2 separate regions of the Homo sapiens genome follow, and region 2 is linked to region 1. A link is a loop called in an ENCODE intact Hi-C map of the cell type or tissue named here. Cell type or tissue: endothelial cell of umbilical vein. All regions are shown on one strand. Links, peaks and the distances in the headings refer to the core of each region. The heading gives the core; the rest is flanking DNA.

The links. Peaks named below come from ENCODE experiments on the same cell type or tissue, not always from the same donor. Only the 100,000 strongest peaks of a DNase experiment are listed, where the experiment ranks them.
Region 2: a loop joins it to region 1, with 3 times the contacts of the local background. A loop is called at or near these places in 22 of 110 quality-filtered maps.

What each region holds. Positions count from the first base shown.
Region 1 is chr2:197,395,827-197,400,178 of GRCh38, reverse strand. It overlaps SF3B1 (splicing factor 3b subunit 1), which reads left to right. Exons shown (of 25, transcript NM_012433.4): 20 at 13-124; 21 at 1,598-1,718; 22 at 2,063-2,194; 23 at 3,851-4,123. Among named protein-coding and RNA genes, the nearest start is that of SF3B1, 37 kb to the left of the region's middle. In endothelial cell of umbilical vein, for the core only: no CTCF peak of the experiment used is centred there; no DNase peak of the experiment used is centred there.
Region 2 is chr2:197,470,672-197,475,075 of GRCh38, reverse strand. It overlaps COQ10B (coenzyme Q10B), which reads right to left. Exons shown (of 5, transcript NM_025147.5): 5 at 1-1,319. The coding sequence ends at 1,152. LOC124907951 (a long non-coding RNA gene) reads left to right here and starts at 2,035. Exons shown (of 2, transcript XR_007087903.1): 1 at 2,035-2,235. In endothelial cell of umbilical vein, for the core only: no CTCF peak of the experiment used is centred there; no DNase peak of the experiment used is centred there.

The DNA of each region.
Region 1 (4,352 bases), core at 353-4,352:
GTTTTATTATAGGAAAAATTGATGGGACACTTGGGTGTTGTATTGTATGAGTATTTGGGTGAAGAGTACCCTGAAGTATTGGGCAGCATTCTTGGAGCACTGAAGGCCATTGTAAATGTCATAGGTATGGAATTTGCTGGTTACATAAGACTTTTTCTTGTTTTAACTTTCTTTTTCTTTTTTTTTTCGTAAGTAAAATCTTATTTAGGAGTTGGGAGGTTTTTGTTAGCTTTTTAAAAGCACTTCAAGATTGTAGTTAAGTCGGGGGATGTCACAAAAGTCTTGTTTCCCAAAACCCATTTATATTTTACTTTAAAGAGAAAAAAAGGGTAAGTTTAGGACCTACATGAGAGGTGGGAGTAGTCACAGCTCAAAAAGCTTTGAAGTCATGGAATACAGGACCCTAGTAGAAATAGTGTGTCAGGTGAAATATATTCTGCCATGTTCTGCTGCGGGGTGAAAAGGCAATCCTAAAGTTTTAATTTAGTTTTAGAACAATATATATATATTTAAACCTTGAATTAGCGATTATGACAGGTTTTTTGCTTGTGATCAGTTTCAAGGAATATAATCAGAGAAAAGTGAACTGATCAAATTATTGTCTTTATTTACATACCCAAGTTTTAAATACTGTCCATTCAGTTTTCTAACCCGTAATACAGCTATATTACAAATGGTCTTGGATATGGAGAGCAAAGTTTTTATTCCATTAGGGCAGTATGAAGAAAACAAATGGTTTCTTATATTTAATCTTTTTTTTAAATTGATTATAACTGTTGCCAAATGTAACTCCTGCAGAGTTTAGAGGCTCTGATAACCTAGCAGAAGTCAAAATAGCTGACTGTGAGAGAGCCACTGTTTGTTTTTCCTCATTTTGTAAGAGGTATTTATGCGATACACATGTTTAAACTATTGTATTTGCATATAATCTCCAATGCAACCCTATCCTCTATACTTGAAGATAGCTACTTGCCAGAAATCATTTACATGGCCACTTGTAGGGCTCTGGTTTGCAGGGAGTTTTAAACCATATTGTTTGTCAGAGAGGCATGGGAAGAGCAATGGAGAGAGAATCAGAGCAAGTGATTCTAGTTAGAGCAAGAGCCCCTGCCAGCTGCCTCCTTTTTTCTCTCTTCGTAGGTGTAAATACCATCCAAGTATGCCCTGCATTGCAGGGAGACTGGAGATCTGTTTGTTTTGCAGTTAAAGGGTAAGGGGGCCCTTTCTGGAAATTTTTGCTTTATTTACATGTTTACCTCTGGCTTATATTGTTGTGTATGGCCGGAACATAAGCTGTCCCCATATTTAAATGTCAGTGCACAAATATATTTCAGAATCAAACAAAACTTTTTTGTTATTGAGTATCCATCATCCTTTAAATCACTTCACTGATTTCTTTCATTTCTATACATAATCAAAAATTGTTAATAAAAGTTAAAAACGATTCTGAGTCTGGTCAGAATCTGGGGCTTTCTCTTTCCCTAGGCAGCTGTAAGTTTATATTTATACATAGTCATATATGACATTGCTAAGTAAAAGGAAAGTGAACAAAAGTTGCAATTCAAATGTTGATAGTTTATTGACTTCTATTAAATAGGTATGCATAAGATGACTCCACCAATTAAAGATCTGCTGCCTAGACTCACCCCCATCTTAAAGAACAGACATGAAAAAGTACAAGAGAATTGTATTGATCTTGTTGGTCGTATTGCTGACAGGTAAGCAGATTACCCACACATTTTTATAAGCAGTATCAATTTTCAAATTTGGCCACTTTGTATTCAATTAGCAAAATTTCCTTAATGTCACTAATATAAGTGTAAAAGATTAGGCTATCCAGTATTAATATTTTCAGTCAAATTTCAATTTGGATGGTAATGGGGGTGGCAATGTAATTTTAGGACTAAACCTGTAAGACTAACTCTTCAGCCTTTCTGAAGAGTAGTAAGTTTTATTTAATGCTTAAAATGAGTTAATCATGTTTTTAGAACTGAATTTGCAAATTTATCCTTAAAACTTTTCTTAATGTCACAATAATTAATATGTGTATTTTTTAAATTAGGGGAGCTGAATATGTATCTGCAAGAGAGTGGATGAGGATTTGCTTTGAGCTTTTAGAGCTCTTAAAAGCCCACAAAAAGGCTATTCGTAGAGCCACAGTCAACACATTTGGTTATATTGCAAAGGCCATTGGGTGAGTGTTATTTACTTCCATTAAAAAAAAATTACTTTATAATAAATGCATTGTGGTATTGGAAAATACTTCCATGTAGAAATCTCTTTTGAGGCATGGTCTGAATAATGCAGTTGAGAAAGCTCTTCATTTAACCACTGACCTTCTGATTATTGGAATGTATTGTTAAATTCTTTTTTTTTTTTTTTGAGACGGAGTCTCGCTCTGTCACCCTGGCTGGAATGCAGTGATTCAATCTCGGCTCACTGCAACCACCGCCTCCCAGGTGCAGGCGATTCTCCTGCCTCAGCCTCCCCAGTAGCTGGGACTACAGGCATGCACCATCACGCCTAGGTAATTTTTGTATTTTTTAGTAGAGATGAGGTTTCACCATGTGGGCCAGGCTGTTCTCGAACTCCTGGCCTCAAGTGAGCCACCTATCTTGGCCTCCAAAAGTGCTGAGATTACAGGCGTGAGCCACTGCGCACAGCCTGTAGTCTTAAATTCTTAATTAAAATAGATGGAAGGGTTTAAGACTTACTTTAATTACACTTTAGGTGTTTTCAGGGAGGGAAACAGTACCATTTTCAGAAAAATTTAAAATGTGTGCTGGTCTTCTAGGATATTGCTTAAACTATTAAGGCAAGTTTTTAGTCTCACAACATCATTTAAGTCTCATATTAATGCTTTATATGTTTTAAAAATCTTATTATGGATTGTTTGAGCCCAGGAGTTCAAGGTTACAGTGAGCTGTGATTGTGCCACTGCACTCCAACCTGGGCATCTGGGCACCTGGGCGACAGGGCGAGACCCTGTCTCTAAAAAAAACAACAAAAATGCTATTCTAACATTACTCCACGGATTTAACTGAATTATAGCTGCTTTGTGAGATAATCTGTGGTGGTTTGCTTCCACTCCATCACAACTAAAATAGGAAAAAACAGTCATTGTAGAAAACGAGACACCACATGTCCATGTGGCTTAAGAAAATGTTTTCAAGGAATATGACATGTGAATGTCTGATTAATTAGGTAGAATTATACCAGACAACACCCCCTCCCCTAACACATACTCATTCCTCTCCTATTTTGGTAGCATAATATTTATTTCAGTGGTGATGGAGTCAAGACATTTGCAAGAATAGCTTTTGTGCAAGCTTTTAGCCCCAATGTCCCTCTAAGTTTATGTCAAAGAAGAGGCAAATAGATGCAGCAAATTGTGTGGAGGAAAGATAAAAGGAAAAGAGATTTTATATGGTTTATAATGGGAGACTACAATTCGGATATTCCCCTCACCACTCCTACCTAGTTCTAGTGCCCATTTTGACAACTCAGAGAATTACTCACTTTAAACATTTAGTTAAATTTCTTTATATTTCAGAAAGTTTAAGAACTGAAAATTACATTTGAAAATTGAGTTAACTTAAAATGTTTAGAATTTGTACAGCTATGACCTCTGATCTTCTCAGAGTCAACTTTTTTAAACTGACCTTTTAATTTATATGAAATTTTTATATAGAAACAACAATGCCAGTGACTTGAAAGTATTGCATTTTATAAAATTACTGAGTTCCCTGTAATTATTAATACTTAAAAGTTTTCATCTTTATGCATTTTTTTCTTCCATAAATTTTTGACTTATAATGTAACAGCTTGTTGACCCATTTGTTTTTTTCAGCCCTCATGATGTATTGGCTACACTTCTGAACAACCTCAAAGTTCAAGAAAGGCAGAACAGAGTTTGTACCACTGTAGCAATAGCTATTGTTGCAGAAACATGTTCACCCTTTACAGTACTCCCTGCCTTAATGAATGAATACAGAGTTCCTGAACTGAATGTTCAAAATGGAGTGTTAAAATCGCTTTCCTTCTTGTTTGAATATATTGGTGAAATGGGAAAAGACTACATTTATGCCGTAACACCGTTACTTGAAGATGCTTTAATGGATAGGTAAGTGACTTGAACTAAATACAAGAAAATAATTATAACTCTTCCTTCATTTTAGAACATCGTGAAATAGTTATTAGATGACTTTTTACTGTAACATAGTTAAAGAAAAAATTGCTAGCCTGGAGTCTTAGGACATTGTAAATATGACTTATTATTTTAAAATAATGTGCACGCTGTAGTGATTCCCCAGACTTTCTTTCAAGTTCTCCCATCCCCTTTAAATCTCTTT
Region 2 (4,404 bases), core at 323-4,322, 75 kb before region 1:
ACATTGATTTGTTTTTTAAAAAATACCAGTTTGAAACACATTACTGAAAGTGAGTGTACACAATAAATAGAAAATAGGGATGCATAGTGCTGGAGACATTCAACCAACTTATCTTCATCTGTTGCCTACTGTTGTAGACAAAATTTGACACACAATTAGCATTACTGAAAGAGCAGCCAAACTACCTCGGAGAAAGTGGCAAACTACTGGAAAAGTAGCTTAAAGCTCTGGACCACTCACCAAAAAAAAAAAAAAAAAGAAGAAAATACACTGTTTATCTGGGAGCTAGCCTCATTATGGCAATGAATTTATCTACTAGTCATAAGAACAATTTTTAAAATATCAAAAGTCCCAGGGAACCTTCACTAACAGTTTTTGTTTTTGTTTTTGGAGACAGAGTCTCCCTCTGTTGCCCAGGCTGGAGTGCAGCAGGGCGATCTTGGCTAACTGCAACCTCCGCCTCCCGGGTTCAAGCGATTCTTGTGCCTCAGCCTCCCAAGTAACTGGGATTACAGGTGTGTGCCACCACGCCCAGCTAATTTTTGTATTTTTAGTAGAGATGGGGTTTCGCCATGTTGACCAGGCTGGTCTAGAACTCCTGACCTCAACTGATCTGCCCACCTCAGCTTCCCCAAGTGCTGGGATTACAGGTGTGAGCCACTGTGCCCAGCCCAAAGTTTTTACTTTAAATATATGATTACTCAAATATCCTAAGCCATACGGCAGGCCCTATAACAATAAGTTACAAATAGTCTGAATTTAATAACTTAAGTGTGATATGGTTAATATAATACATACTGTGTGAATATCTTAACTAACCTCTTTCAGGTAAGGTGATAATTAAAAGGTTTAAATTTACAGTTTCAACTTCTGCTCAGAAGAATCATGCCAGTATTCTAGCAATGGTGATGACATCCCATTATTGTAATGCAGAACATGATAATGTCCATATTATTTTGAATTATACTTGAAGAAATAATTCTATGTACAAGTGAGTCTATATTCTATGTGCAAATTTTCAATGGTGCAGGTTTATAACCAAAGCTGCGTTTAACAAATGCTTTCTGGCTTCTGAAAACATGTCATGAAAATACTTCCTAAAAGTGAACAAACTAAAGTCAGAAGCAGGTGGCACCAGTTCTTTTTTGCCTTTATGTGTGATGGACTTCATGAAGCATTAACTCCCGAGGTATATTTGTTTCTGGACCATACAGCTTACATGCTCTTCTTTCAAAGGCAGCTACCATCTGCTTCACAACTTCATCAAAAAAGAGTGTGGCAAGCTGGGAATGTAGAAGTGATCGAAATTCAAAAGAAATCTGTAGGAAAATATTGAAAATTATTTTAGAAAAAATTATTTTTTGCTTTTTTTTTTTTTTTGGTTTTCCTGGAGAGGGACTCTCGCTTTGTTGCCCAGGTTGGAGTGCAGTGGCACAATTGCGGCTCACTGCAGCCTCAACCTCCTGGACTCAAGCAATCCTCCCACCTCTGTCTCCCAAGTAGCTGGTACTACAGGCATATGCCACCACATGTGGCTAATTTGTGTGTGTGTGTGTGTATATATATACGTATATATATACGTATATACATATATATACGTGTATATATACATATATATATATGTATATATGTGTATATATATATATATATATATATATATTTTTTTTTTTTTTGTGGGGGGGGGCGTAGAGAAGGGGTTTTGCCATGTTGCCCAGGCTGATCTCAAACTCCTGGGCTAATGCAATTCTGCCCACTTCAGCCTCCCAAAGTGTTGGGATTATGGGCATGAGCCACTGTGCCCAGCCAGAAAGATTTTTTTTAAACTAAATCTCCACTTAGGACAGTGGTGTTCACACTATGAACTGGGTATCTAAGGTAGAATTGTGTGGATGTATGTAGGTGGGATTTTTAGCACCCCCACAAAAGAGGGAATCTTCTTTTACTGCAACAAGCACAATTGCTGGCACAATAAGCTTACATAAAGAAGGCCAATGAAATCTCATTTCAAGGGAAAAAGTCTGTTTCTTAATAAGAGAAGACTGGAAAAAACCTTTGCTGAATACATTAATCACTATGCCTTCTTATTAATGTGTCCCTTTTAGATCCATCCTATCCCACAAAAGGAAATAAGGAAGGAAAGTGATCCTTCTCATAGGTATCACTGAGAAGCACCAGCAGGAAGAGGAGGCTGGAAGTGTGCATGCACATGTGTGCCTAACCCACAGGGCAGATGGTGTAAGTGGTTTAATCTTTCTTTTTTTTTTTTTTTTTTTTTGAGATGGAGCCTTGCTCTGTCGCCCAGGCTGGAAATGGCCCAACCTCGGCTCAAATGCAACCTCTGACTTCTAGGTTCAAGCGATTCTCCTGCCTCAGCCTCCAGAGTAGCTGGGACCACAGGCACCTGCCACCACGTCCAGTTAATTTTTGTATTTTCAGTAGAGACGGGGTTTCACCATGTTGGCCAGGCTGGTCTCAAACTCCTGACCTCAGGTAATCCACCCACCTAGGCCTTGCGAAGTGTTGGGATTACAGGCATGAGCCACTGCGCCCGGCCACGTGGTTCAATCTTAAAGTAGCCAATGATGTGGACAAGCTTGTCCAATCCACCTTATTTTGTAGTTGTTGTTGTTTTGTTTTGTTTTGTTTTAGGCTTTTAACAGCCTGAAGCCATGGGTTTTAGTTTCTGTCTCTAGTGGTTAAGTGGAAAAGAGGGATGAGGAAGAGGCTTTACTGGCCCAACCAGAAACAGAAACTAAGAACCCATGACTGTATTCTCTCCCTTGGATACCCTTTCAGAACTTTATTTATACCCTCTCATTGTTCCATATAGAATTCAAGACAACTGGTTTGAGAACTGTGTTTTAAGGACCAAATATCCTCTAAATATTAAAATGTTTATCTTTCATTACGAAATAATTTCATTTTTGTAAAAAAAAAAAACTACAAAATAATACAAAGAATTCCCATGTACCCATTACCCATATTTCCCTATTTTAATGTCTTCAATAACCATACTGCAATTATCAAAATCAGGAAATTAACAGAGGGAGTTACTACTACTAGATAATAATGCTATTATCTAATTTATATAGACCTTATTCAAATTTTCCCAATTGTCCTTTTTTTTTTTTTTTGAGACAGTGTCTCACTCTGTCACCCAGGTTGGAGTGCAGTGGTACGATCTCAGATCACTGCAACGTCCACTTCCTGGGTTCAAGTGATTCTCCTGGTTCAGCCTTTCAAGTAGCTAGGACTACAGGCATGCACCACCACACCCGGCTAATTTTTGTATTTTTAGTAGAGATGGGGTTTCGCCATGTTGGCCAGGCTGGTCTCAAACTCCTGACCTCAAGTGATCTGCCCGCCTCGGCCTCCCAAATTGCTGGGATTACAGGCGTGAGCCACTGTGCTTGGCCCCAATTGTCCTATTAATGTCTATAATGCTTTAATGAAAATTACTCAAGAGCTGAGAACAGCACACGATAATTTAGTCAAAATTGCCACCATTTCTTAAAATTCAATGCCCAAGTTGCCTGTACAGAGAACAACTCCCATATTACCTGTTGGCAAAGAAAAAGCCACAAATTGCTTTAAGTTTTCTATAACTACGATTATATGAAAAAGAAAGTTACTAGGCTGGGTGCGGTGGCTCACGCCTGTAATCCCAGCACTTTGGGAGGCCAAGGTAGGCAGATCTCCTGAGCCCAGAAGTTCGAGACCAGCCTGGGAAACATGGCAAAACCCCATCCCTACATAGAATACAAAAATAAGCCTGTGTGGTGGTGCATTCCTGTAGTCCCAGCTACTCGGGAGGCTGAGGTGTGAGGATCACTTGAGCCAGGGAAGCAGAGGTTACACTGAGTCAATATCACAGCACTGCACTCCAATCTGGGTGACAAAGTAGCGCCCCATCTCAAAAAAATAAAAAAAGAAAGTTACCAGACTCTAGATGCAAAAAAATGAAAAAAATATATTACCTTATTTCTGCATGTTTTATTTTTAAATTTTTTGAGACAGGGTCTCACTCTGTTGCCCAGGATGGAGTACAGTGATGTGATCATAGTTCACTGCAAGCTCGAACCCTTGGACTCAAGTGATCTGCTCGTCAGCCTTCTCAGCAGCTAGGACTACTGGTGGGCACCACTACACAAGGATAATTTTATTTTTATTTTTATTTGTTTTGAGACAGTTTTGCTCTTGTTGCCCAGGCTGGAGTGCAATGGCACGATCTCGGCTCACTGCAACCTCCGCCTCCCGGGTTCAAGTGATTCTCCTGTCTCAGCCTCCTGAGTAGCTGGGATTACAGGCACATGCCACCACGCCCGGCTAATTTTTGTATTTTTACTAGAGACGGGGTTTCATGATATTGGTCAGGCTGGTCTCGAACTCCTGACCTCAGGTGAT